Regions from separate parts of the Homo sapiens genome. Here region 1 is linked to region 2. A link is a contact called in ENCODE Hi-C data. All regions are on one chromosome and are shown on one strand. Each heading gives the region's core, a stretch centred on a gene start or an enhancer-like site at or near the end of the contact. The rest is flanking DNA. Distances are from core to core; before and after follow the strand shown. Region 1 has its middle 9.0 kb from the start of MIR6881. Region 2 overlaps LOC101929129 (a long non-coding RNA gene).

Region 1 (5,549 bases), core at 858-3,357, 4.4 Mb before region 2:
TATTTGGCTAGATAACATACAAAAATTAATTCCACCTATTTCTTTAACTTTTTTTGTTGTTGTTGTTTTGTTTTTTAGATGGAGTCTTGCTCTGTAGCACAGAATGAAGTGCAGTGGCAGGACCTTGGCTCACCACAACCTTCGCCTCCCAGGTTAAGCGATTCTCCTACCTCAGCCTCCCGAGTAGCTGAGATTACAGGCGCCCGCCACCACGCCCGGCTAATGTTTGTATTTTCAGTAGAGACGGGGTTTCACCATGTTGGCCAGGCTGGTCTCCAACTCCTGACCTCAAATGATCTGCCCGCCTTGGCCTCCCAAAATGCTGGGATTACAGGCGTGAGCCACCGCTCCTGGTCTTCTTTAACTTTTATCTAGTGTGGCTACTGGAACATTTTAAATTATGTGTGTGGCTCATATTGTATTTCTGTTGGACAACACTGTTACGGAATATCTGCTCTGCGGGGGCAGGGAATTTTGTCTTTTTTTGTTCACAGCTAAATTTCATAGCACCTAGAGTAGCACCTAGCACACAGTAGGTGGTCAGTAAATTATTTGTGGAATGAATGAATGGATCCTCACCAGCATTTCTCCTTAGGAGTCACCAGCAATTGATCAGATGGAACTTATTTGCTACCCCGAGCCTAGCGGATGCTACACCACAGTGCTAACAACCCCCGTTTGTGCTTTCTGACTTTAGAGCTTGTGTCGCTCTCCTGGGACTCTCCTGATACCCAGTGGGGCAGGTGAAAGTGGACTCTGGTGAATGCACTGCTCCGCTGAGGGTCTTCTGAAAGGGAACGTTTCCGTTCCTTCTGATCAGGAAGCAGGGCAGTGTGCAAATGGTATGGAAATCACTTCTTGTGGGTGTTTGCCTATCTAGGGTGCTGGGGATACTTCCAGTCCACTTCCTGACCCCAGCCCTTGGTCCCTAGAGACAAAAGAGGAAGCTCTGGAGACTTTGAGCTCTGGGGGCAGATCGGGGGAACTGGGGCCCCCTTAGTCTTTCCCCAGCGAATGAGGGCTTGTAGCCCAGAGCATCCTCATCTCTCAATTCAGCAGGAGCCTAAAAATAGTCTGCAGTTTCAGCCTCCCCCACAGCCGCCCGCGCCAAGTGGGGCCCTGCGCCCGGCAGCTCCTCCACAATCCAGACTGTCTGCACAATCTGCCCCAGCTACCGACCCCCATCTCCTCGGCGTCTGTCCCATCCTGGCCCCTGAGAACCCTGAGCTCAGCACTCCCTGCTGTGAGGCCTGCTGAGGGTCTGCTTCACACTCTGCCTTTCCTAACAGCCTGGGCCCTGACCCCTGGAATTCCAGACCCCATGTTTTGTCCACTCTCCATTCTGGAGGGGACGCTAGCCAGACACAAGTGGGGTGAAGGTGTTGCAGGTAATGAAACCAGCACATGCAAAGCATGGGGTGCGAGAGAGCACAACATGCCATGGAAGGGGTGAGCCGGAAGGGCTGGGTGCACGGGATGGAGTACGGGGGCCAGTCCCAAGCTGGAAGGCAGCACCGCAGGTCTGTTGGCTCCCACCCCACGCGTGGATGCCCTGGAGTAGATGATGTCTTCGTCCAGCCCACGGTGGAGCAGGACTGCCCCTTGGATCAAGTAGCCTGCAGTAGCTCTGGTGCCACCCACACCTTGTGTAGAGCCCAGAAGGAACGCTTAGGTGCCAGGGCCTGTCTCCCTGTTTTGGGTCCTCCACATCTTGTGGGAAGCCCTGGTGCCTTCCGGCTCTGAGCTTCTGGGGTTCCTGCCTGCTTAGCAATACAGGAAGTCTCCTCAATGAGGTCCAGCAAGGGGAATGCCTCGAGGCAACCAGTACCTTGGTGGCAGAGCTGGAATGAAACCCTCCATATCCTGATGCCCAGCTGGGACCCGTCCCTCCCATCAATGTCGGGCGACCACTGCTGAGGACACATCCTGGTCAGAACCTGAGATACGGGGCTTGGGGACCTGCCCTGCAGAAGGGTTTCCTGGTGGCAGGAGTGAGTGTGCAGGTGACACTGCTGGCCCATGACGGTTCCACATTCTGAGTGAGCAGGGTCCCAGCTGCAGGAAGTGGTGGCGGCAGAAGTCACAGTCACCTTCCTCTCCTGGGGGCCGGCTTTCGGGGAAGCCAGGGGAAATGCTGAGCTCATGGGCTGTTCTTCCCACAGCTGGTTTCCAAGGCCTTTTCTTGTCCCTGACATCTCTCCACAGCCTCACCACAGCCCTCAGAGGCGGAATGCCATCGTGGGCATTACTGTCCCATTAGGCAGAGCAGGTGCAAGGCCAGCCTCTTGCTCTGAGCTACCTGCCCCTTCAGAGCCTGGCCTAGAACCTGGACTCCTGCCTCTTCCCACCTCCACACAACACCCTCCCCCAAGGAAACAGGGGTGGGTGGAATCTAGAAGCTTCTCAGGTGAGGTGAAGGTGTTGGGAAGGCATTAGAACTTGAGGTTTTCTCACCTCCACCAGCCCCTCATTTCCCAGCAGATGTGAGACCTCCTTGGTGTGCATGTCAGCCCGTGATAGGTCAGTCTCAGGACGTTTCCCCCAGCATGGGGCCTGTCAGAGGAGCTCCCCCTCCCCAGCCACCACAAGAGCCCAGTCACTGGGAGCGCCCCTGCACCCTGGAAGGCATCCGAGGGATCCAAGCCCATTCCTCAGCTTGAGGAAATGGCAGCCCCTGCAGAGGGCCCTGACTGGCCCTGTGAGTGTGGAGGTGGGGGCGTCCTAGCCCTGATACATCCTTTCCTGAACTCCACCCCAATCATGGGTATAAACACAGGCAGAACATCAATGAAGTGAGAGGAGAGTTGTCTGCCTTGGCAGCCAGCACCAGGGAAGATGGAACTGTGGCTTGTCTACCTGTCTGGCCTTCTGTTGTTCTCTGTCTCAGTCTCATTCTGTTTCCCTGTTGGTCTCTGTTTCTATTCTCTCTCTCTCTGTCTCTCCTTGTTCCTATTTCTCTCTCTGGCTTGACCTCTTATGCTCACTTACACAAAACAAGCATGCATATATACAACAGGTGGGCACATGGGACCACACGTATGACCTGCTCACCCATACACACGTACAAACATGCACATCTGTGCACACATGCATCCACACAGAATCCTCCCTCCTCAGATCCTGTATGTATATTCAGAGAAGGGGGTGGTGGTGAAGCTCTCTTTCCATGTATCCACAGGCTCAGGGAGAACCCACAGTTAATTTCCAGGCTGTTTCTGCCTCCCTGTCACTGGCAACTGGGAGCTTGGAGGAATAGGCTGGGATCCCCACTGATATCTGGGACTCTGGTGGGGATCTCTGGGCCATCATAACCTGCCAGTGAAGAGCATGAGAGGGGAGGGGGAGTCTCCGGAGGTGAGCAGAAGGGACGAGATAGGAAGATGAGATGTTGAGTTAGCAGTGCACTGGCCTGGAGGGCTCTCTGGCTCCTTCCCCTCCTGATGCTCTTCCTGGTGGTCCTGCTGAGATGCCCTATGACCCACCTGAGAGCTGGGGACCAGGGACGACTGGACCACAGGAGGCCCCAGAGGGAGGCGCCTGCAGGGAGGGAAGCCTCCTCAGTCATTTGCCCCACCCACAGAAAGCTGGAGGCTGGACGTCCCTAGGGTGTGTGGCCATGAGGAGAGAGCCTTTATTCCTGTCCTTTCAGGACAATGGGCCAGATGAGGCCCCACCAGGTACTTGGGTTTCCTGGGTGGGTCGGGGCTTTCCTGGAATGCTCAACCTTCCTGGTGTCCCAGGGTTGAGGTAACTGCATGGGAAGAGGGTAGGCAGGAAGCCCTTACGGTCTGTAAGGACCTGTCCTGCCCTGGAGTCTGGGTTCAGGTGGTCATCAGAGCCTGCACGCCTCCACCACTCTCAGCATGTGGGCCTGCTCCCTGTTCAGAGCAACCCCCTTACTGAGCACCTGTGTGGTGCAGGCTGTGCTGGGAGGAGGCTTGTGAAGAGCAGGTGAGCTAGGACTGGGCACCAGAGAAGGAGGAGCCCCTTTCGCTGCTGGGGCAGGAGCTAGAGCCCCCACGGGCATGTTTTGGTGTGGGGACAGATTCAACAGGAGCCCAGGGATCTTTCTGAAATGTGACACTTGCCTCCACCCTCCTTGCCAGAAAGGGACATTGCTCAGCCACCTGGCTCAGCTTCAATAAGCAAGTAGTAATAGTGGTGAACAAAAGCCAAATGCGTAAGTCACGCACCTGCCCGGGACTGTTCTGAAACTTTGTGTGAATTGTCTTGGTTAGTTTTCTCACCAGCCCTTTGAGGTTGATACTATTACTATTGTCTCCATTTCATAGTTCAAAGAACTGAGGCTGAGAAAGAGTAAGTAGTTTACCAAAATTTCACAACAAAAAGATGCATCTAATCTTTGTCCTCAAGAAACAGGGGTTCTACTTTTACTTTTTTTTTTTTTTTTTGAGATAGGATCTTGTTCTGTTGCCTAGGCTGGAGTGCGGTGGCACGATCTTGACTCACTGCAACCTCTGCCTCCCGAGTTCGAGTGATTCTCTTGCCTCAGCCTCTTGAGTAGCTGGGATTACACCACGCCTGGTTAATTTTTTTTTTTTTTTAATTTTTAGTAGATACGGGGTTTCACCATGTTGACCAGGCTTGTCTCAAACTCCTGACCTCAAGTCATCCACCTGCTTCAGCCTCCCAGAATGCTGGGATTACATGTGTGAGCCACTGTGCCCGGCCCAAGCTCCTGCTCTCTTTGCTGGGTTCGCGGTTAATACAAGTGATACACACAGCAGAGAGAAGCAGTCAGGTGGGCCACTCTGGCAAAATGGCAAAGATCAGGTCTGGGACAGAGTCTGCCCCAGTGACCAGGGTTCCCTACACAGAGTCCATTAGCACCCGAGTCTTGGACCTCAGAGGAAGATGATGGGATCACTTGTTCCAAGACACCCTGAGGCTCTGAGACAGGGAGGTCACCTGTCAATCTGTCCTACTTGGGACCGAGGTGGGCTGAGAGGCCCTCTGCTTGGGCTGCAGGGCCCCTGCAGGGGTTGAGGATCAGCTTTCTCCTCTCATTGGTTCCTGCCAGAACCATCTTAGGGAGCAGCTGCTGTGGGGGCTGCTCTCCCACAGCAGGGAACCCACATCCTGCCCCATTACAGCAAAGTGAGCATCCGGTGGGGGAAGGACCCCCACGGGGGGCCTGAAGCTGATGAAAGTTGAGTCAGGGTGACTCAGTGGAAGGCCTCTTCCCACTGCTGTCTCCAAGTGGAATACTGTGGTCAGACCAAAGGAAGAACTTCCCAACCTCTGGTCCCACATCTGGAATGCATGCCAAAAAGGGGTCTCTGAGAGAACATGGCAGTTTGGCAGTTCTCAGGCTCTGTCATGCTACATACTGACCTCAGAAAGACCCCGGGAGGCAGACTGCAGATGGGGAAACTGAGGAAAGGGACAGGACCTGTACCAGAGCTGGGACTGTAGCTGGACCTTGAGTCTGCTCATCATGGGGGCACCTGCCCAAGGAGAGGGCAGCACCCCACTGCAATGCCCCCTATGTTTCCCCAGAGCCCCTCTCCTCCCATCTGCTCCTCAGA
Region 2 (5,912 bases), core at 2,810-5,309:
GGGGCTTTGTCTAGGTAGCATTGGGGCAAGCACTCCGTCCAAAAACCTTCAGCCCCAAGATGTTGGAGTGTCACTTGGACGGTTTGCTCCCTGGTGAGGGGTCTGGACTTGGCTCTTTCTCATGCTGGCATAGCCTGTATGCATGAAATATCTGTGGGGGAGAAAGCAGGGTTTACTGGTTGGGGAGCAGCTTCAGGGAGCTGGTGGTTCTCAGAGAGGTTTGCCCAGCCCTCTCACACCAGCACATCTGGCTGAACTGTCCTGAGCCCAGCATTCTGCAGCAGGTAAAAAAGCAAAGCAAAAGTTCATGTCAGCCAAACGCGGTGGTTCATGCCTGTAATCCCAACACTTTGGGAGGTCAAGGCAGGTGGATCACTGGAGGTCAGGAGTTTGAGACTATCCTGGCCAACCGTCTCTGGTGAAACCCTGTCTCTACTAAAAATGCAAAAATTAGCAGGGCATGGTGGTGGAGGCCTGTAAACCCAGCTACTCAGGAGGCTGAGGCAGGAGAATTGTTTGAACGTGGGAGGCGGAGGTTGCAGTGAGCTGAGATTGCACCACTGCCCTCCAGCCTGGGCAACAGAGTGAGACTCCATCTCAAAAACAAACAAACAAAACATTCATGTCAGCCAGCAAAACCTGGAGCCATACACCAGCTCTGATTTTCCTTTCTGCCTCCTATCTTAGACCCTTGGGTTGTGGATATTGGTGCTGTGGAGGCCTAGGGTCCAGGCTTGGTCATTTACCCTCTCTGGGCTCTATCTATAAAAACAGGGTACTTGTGTCTCCAGAAAGCCCTTCTTCACCTCTACAGCCCCTCCTATCCCCTCTGCCCTGCCCTCCAGGTCTCTCTGTCACACACACAGACTCACACTCTCAGGTGCATTCACAGAAAAACACACAGACAACATATGCAGACTCACACACAAACATAACACACACAGGCACATTTACATACACAAGCAGGGACACACTTATACACACACCCACAGACACACAGACATATGAAGACAACATTTCTTGTGCCACATCTGCTCTCAGTCACAGGCTGGAATTTTGTAGAACTGACCTCAGTGTCCCGGTTCAGTGATCCTCAAACATGACTCCACATTAGAATCCTCTGGGAGCTTTTAGACCACACCCCAGACCCATCACATCACAATCTCTACAGGCTGCTTCCAGACATCAATATTTTTTAAAGCCCCTAGGTGACTTCAATGTGCAGCCACGGTTGAGAACCAGTGACCCCCAATTTATTTCCTCACCTGGGAAGGAGCCCCCTAGAGTGAATTACAGAGAGGCACCCCAGCACCAGATGCAGAACTCACATTTCCAGGCCCCATCAGTCTCCCTCCAGCTTGCCTAATCAACCCTTGACCCTAATTGCCCACAGCAAGGGGCAGAGTTCCATCACCACCAGCCAAACCTCTACTGCCACTTTAGGGAGAGAACTGAGCAAGAATCACTTTCTTTCATCCACGTGTTGGGGAGGGATGTTTCTCAGATTGGAGGAGACCACCTGCATGAGAATTCTTGAGAGCTTACTAAAATGCAGATTCACAGGCCCCAGCACACACCAGCTGAGTTGCAGTCTCTAAAAGCTGTGCTTGAAGCCTGCTGGTGACACACGGTAGGCTAGTCTGAGAGTCAGAAGACCAGGGGTTGAGTCCTAGCTCTGTCCCTGACTTGCTAGGTCACTGTTGGTGGGTCTGGCCTCTTATCTGTAACCTCTTGGGGAGTCTCATGAAAAGCAACAAAGTCTGTCTGAAGGAAGACTTTGCAGGCACAAGAGCGCTGTATAAGTCGGTTACTTTATTGTTATTGTTGGTTTTGTGCTTGTCATTTACACTCTCTGGGTCCTGCTATGACCTGACGCCTCAGTGAATGAATGCGGGTGGAGAGCTGGAGGGCTGATAAGCCCTGGAGATGCTGTAAAAATAGCCACATGCTGGTCATGCACAAGGTGTGGGGTGAGAGTGGTGTATCTATCAATGTCTCTGTGCCCTGCAAAGCAGGGATGATGAGCAAGGCCCTGTAATTATTATAGGGATGTTCTATTGCTCCAGCGAAGCCTGGACTTGAATGAAGTCTTGGAGAGAGGGAAGAGGAAGGCAGAGGAAATGGAACATTTTTGAGCACTAGCTACATACTAAGTAATCCATGAGGCACTTTCACGTATCAGTGCATCAAGTTCTCATGCTCAGTTTTACCCCCATGAGGTGAGAAAATGGAAACCCCAGAAGAGAAAACAGAAACTCAGAGTTACGACCTGTCCCGAGTCACTCAGGCAGCAATGGCAGGGCTGGGGTTAGAACCCAGGAAGGTCTGTTTCCTGAAGCCCCGGGTGTTCCCATGTACCACATGGCCCTCCACTGTATGAGAGCTTGCAGGCTTCACAAACAGCCTCTCAGCCTGCTGGAGGTGTCCAGCCTGAAGCCCAGAGCCCTTGAAGGATCTTTGCCCATGTGATGTTGGGGGATCACCCAGCCAGACCCCTGCCCTGCGTTCCCTCAGCTTTCTGGGGAGGATGAGAACATCTGAAGTCAATCGCATTCTAACAACACAGGGTTTCAAAGATAAAGATCAAAGGCAGAGGAGGTCAAAGAAACCAATGTCAGATTCCCCCCAGATTAAAGCAAAAGGAGCCGCACTCCCTGCAGGCTGAAGTCTCCAGGACGCCTGCCTGGAACCCGAAAAACTTCTCCAGCCTAGACTCTCAGCATCTGTCAGCTAGTGCTGTGGTAACAGAGGGCAGGTCACAGATGGACAGAGTCACACAGAACGGGTCAGGGAGTCCTGAGAGGGAGAGAGAGAGAGAGGGACAGAGATGGAGAGAGACACACAGGGAAAGCAAGACACAGCGAGCCAGACAGAGATGTTCAGAACGAGGCAGAGAAGAGAGACAGAGAGAGAGAGAGAGAGAGAGAGAGAGAGAGAGAAAGCAAAACAGAGAGCCACAGATGCAAAGTGAGGTATCGAGGCATAAAAATAGTGTCGGAGTAAAGCAGAGGCCAAGCCAGGCTGGGAGAAATCCTGAGCGCAGGACAAGGCTGGCCCCGGAGGCATCAGTGTGCTGTTGTGCAGGCAGAACTTTCCACTGATCACACCCCCTGCCCGTCAGCCCATCCTTGATCTGCCGTCCTTTGCCTCCACGTGGAGGCTGGCCTGATGTCTAGATGGAAGGCCGAGGCTCCCAGGCAGAGGCTGGCAAACAACCCACCAAACAGGCTGGAGGGGCCCCCTGGGGGTCAGGAGGGCTGCGGGGACCTGGGTCCTCAGGCCCCTTAGAGACTGGAAGCCTCCCACCCCCTACTCTGCTCATGGCCTGGCCAGACCTGCAGGGCCCCCATGGTCCCAAGCCCTCCCGCTGTGGCCTGTGCCTTACTTTCTCCCCTCTCCCTGTGTGCACCAAACTTGTGAAGCCCAAACCAGCCTTCCCCTCCTCCAAGAAACCCACTGGGATTTCTCCAGGCTTCTTTTGTCTGCATTGCAGCCTCATGGTTCAGTGATGCAGTGTTTGTGTTCTAAATGCCGTGCACAGAAGTTCTGTGTTCCCTCTTTCCATCTCGATGTCAAATCCTCTTCCCTTTCCTCTTCCCTCCCCTCCCCACCCAGGCCTCATGGCATGTGCACTAAAAGGCTTCCATGAGGTTCTGAAATGTGCTCTTTTCATTCAGAGAGTGCTCATTCCTTGACTGCCTTCAGCTGATCCTCAGTTCGGAGGGTAGGAAGCAGAGGACAGCGTCGTGCCCAGCCGACCGGGGAAGGAGGCCCAGGCAGGAAGCTTGTGGAGCTAGCAGAGCAGGTCTGAGGCAGGCTCAGCTCTCAGCCTTTTGTTATGGACTGCCCCCTGCCTCCAGCCTCTCTTCCTGAACCTCACTCAGGGCAAGAGTTGAGCATCTGCATTAGGCGGAGGCGGGGTTATTCCACCTTGCTGGCCTGGCTCAGACCTAAGAGCCTCATCCCCACGGGCCCAGCCTGCAACCTGGCCTGAACCTGCTCTCTCACTTCCCTTTCTCAGTGGTCAGCACCTGCTGAGCTCCCCACACCCTTGTTCCCACCCCTGCCAGGCACACCCTCTTCCTTTCCCCAGAGGCCTCCTTCTGGGCTGGTCCTGCTTGGCCAAAGCCAGAGGCAGGGCTACTCAAAGTCCAGTGGGGGGAGAAATGTGAACCCACAACCCACCCAGAAGGAGTGAGAGCCAGGCCATCGGGGACCCCCACATTCGCAGCAGTAGTTTCCCCACCAGACTGAAGTGTGTCTAGGGCTGGGGCCATGCCTGCTGGTCTCTGTATCTCCCAAGCCTAGCCCAGGACTTGGCACTTAGTGGATGCTTGGACAATTGCTGAGCAGGTGAAGAGGGTCCAGGCAAAAGACTGAAGCCCTGACAGCTTCGAGCTTCCCTGCCTTCCTTCCTGCCATCATGATGCCAATGACAAAGTGATGCAAAATAAAAATATCACTGAGCAAAGCACGAACAGCGTCACAGCTGATACCCACAACAACTCTGGTGCCCAAGGCACAGGAGGCTTGGTGACTTTCTCAAGGTTCCCCAAGCCAGTGAGTGGGGAGGGCACAGTTGGACTCTGAGTGTAAGCTCTTGGGCACACTGCTGGACCCCAGGAGAGGCGGGTTCTCACAGCTCCCCTGTGACCTGAGGTGAGTTCCATTTCCCCTCCGAGCTTCAGGCTCCTCGTGTGTGAAATGAGGTCTGAACTCCTTGGGTTCTTCATTCCCTTTTCTCGGTTAACATTTCCTAATAATTTAAGGGAATGAGATCACCTCCACCTCCCTTGATTAAGATTCATGCAATAGTTCGAGGCAAGACTCCTACCTTCAAAGATCTTACAGTATAGTGGGGGTGAGACATAGTCTATCTAATATTCAGACAGTGGGGCTGTGGAAGCCTCAGGGAGGGGAACTGGAGGCCTTCCTGGAGGAGGACGGGATGGGGTGGGCCCGCAGGGAGGAAGCATTTGCCCTGTGGATTTGTCAGGAGGGGAGGGGTGGGTGTGAATGGGAGTGTAGTTGAGAGGAAGAGTGCAGGAGGAGGACACCGGCCAGCTGGAATGGAGAAAGCCATGAGTTTCTAGCAATTTCCTTTTCCAAGCCCCTCTTGCAAGTGAGCATCTTTAATTTATTAAGGGACTGATTTGAAATCATCCTCCCTCTCTCCCTGCCCACACTCCACCCTCCACTGCCTATATTTCCCCTGACCATAAATTTCTTTTTAATGACAGTTTAGAAAATGAGCAAATCTCTAGTGACACTTTTATCACCCCCAGGATACTTTTAATAAGAGGTTTCGGTAGATTGCATTCTGGGAGTGGGGGGAGGGGGAAGGCAAGACGGTAGCTTCACCAACCTGCGCAGAGCTGTTCTCCCCGGTCCCAGCCCTGCAGCCCCCAAAACCACCCCTCTCCACCCCACCCCTACCTGGAGGCACCCCCTGACCTAGGACTGCAAATCCCTGGGTTCTAGCCCCCATGCTGACAATCCACTCACCTCGTAGCCTTGGGCACATCCCTTTACTCCTCCTCTCCCTCCCTCTCTCATCTGTAAAATCTTGCCTATGTGCAAGAGATAATTAGTGCAGACCTATTAATAATGGTTAAAAGCAATTAGCTGCCGACACTTGGTGCCACACCTAGTTACTCAGACTGGCAAATCGGGCCCCAGAATATTTCTCAAACTACAAACAGGGCCAGCTCAACTGGATTTGAAAGCATGGCTCTAACCACTCCACTGGTCACTGGGAAGTGTGTGTTGCAGGCCTCTTTTTGTGCTCACTCTATGTTAGATGTGAATGTACTGGAAAATCCATGCGGCACCTAAAATGTGATGTCTCCTTCAAGAGTTTTCAAATGAGCTGGGCAAGCAAGAAAAGCTGCCCAGAATAAGGTTGTGTCGGA

The links. A loop is a pair of places that touch in the nucleus more often than their neighbours do. Pooled maps may share reads with other maps.
Region 1: a pooled map shows a loop between it and region 2 (14-fold over the local background). The contact joins two enhancer-like sites. A Hi-C loop is called at or near these places in 2 of 37 single-sample maps with no recorded cell type and 2 of 50 pooled maps.

What each region holds. Positions count from the first base shown.
Region 1 is chr15:74,399,654-74,405,202 of GRCh38, reverse strand. No RefSeq gene overlaps it. Among named protein-coding and RNA genes, the nearest start is that of MIR6881, 9.0 kb to the left of the region's middle. RefSeq lists enhancers at 862-941, 1,202-1,471, 1,512-1,601, 1,151-2,116, 1,732-2,261 and 4 more and a silencer at 2,027-2,236. Within about 2 kb of position 2,107, at least 11 of the 41 ENCODE cell types and tissues checked have a DNase peak (open chromatin) inside an H3K27ac peak, as active enhancers do.
Region 2 is chr15:70,013,163-70,019,074 of GRCh38, reverse strand. The region is part of intron 2 of LOC101929129 (a long non-coding RNA gene); the gene reads left to right. Among named protein-coding and RNA genes, the nearest start is that of MIR629, 63 kb to the left of the region's middle. RefSeq lists enhancers at 2,214-2,263, 3,670-4,173. Within about 2 kb of position 4,059, at least 4 of the 41 ENCODE cell types and tissues checked have a DNase peak (open chromatin) inside an H3K27ac peak, as active enhancers do.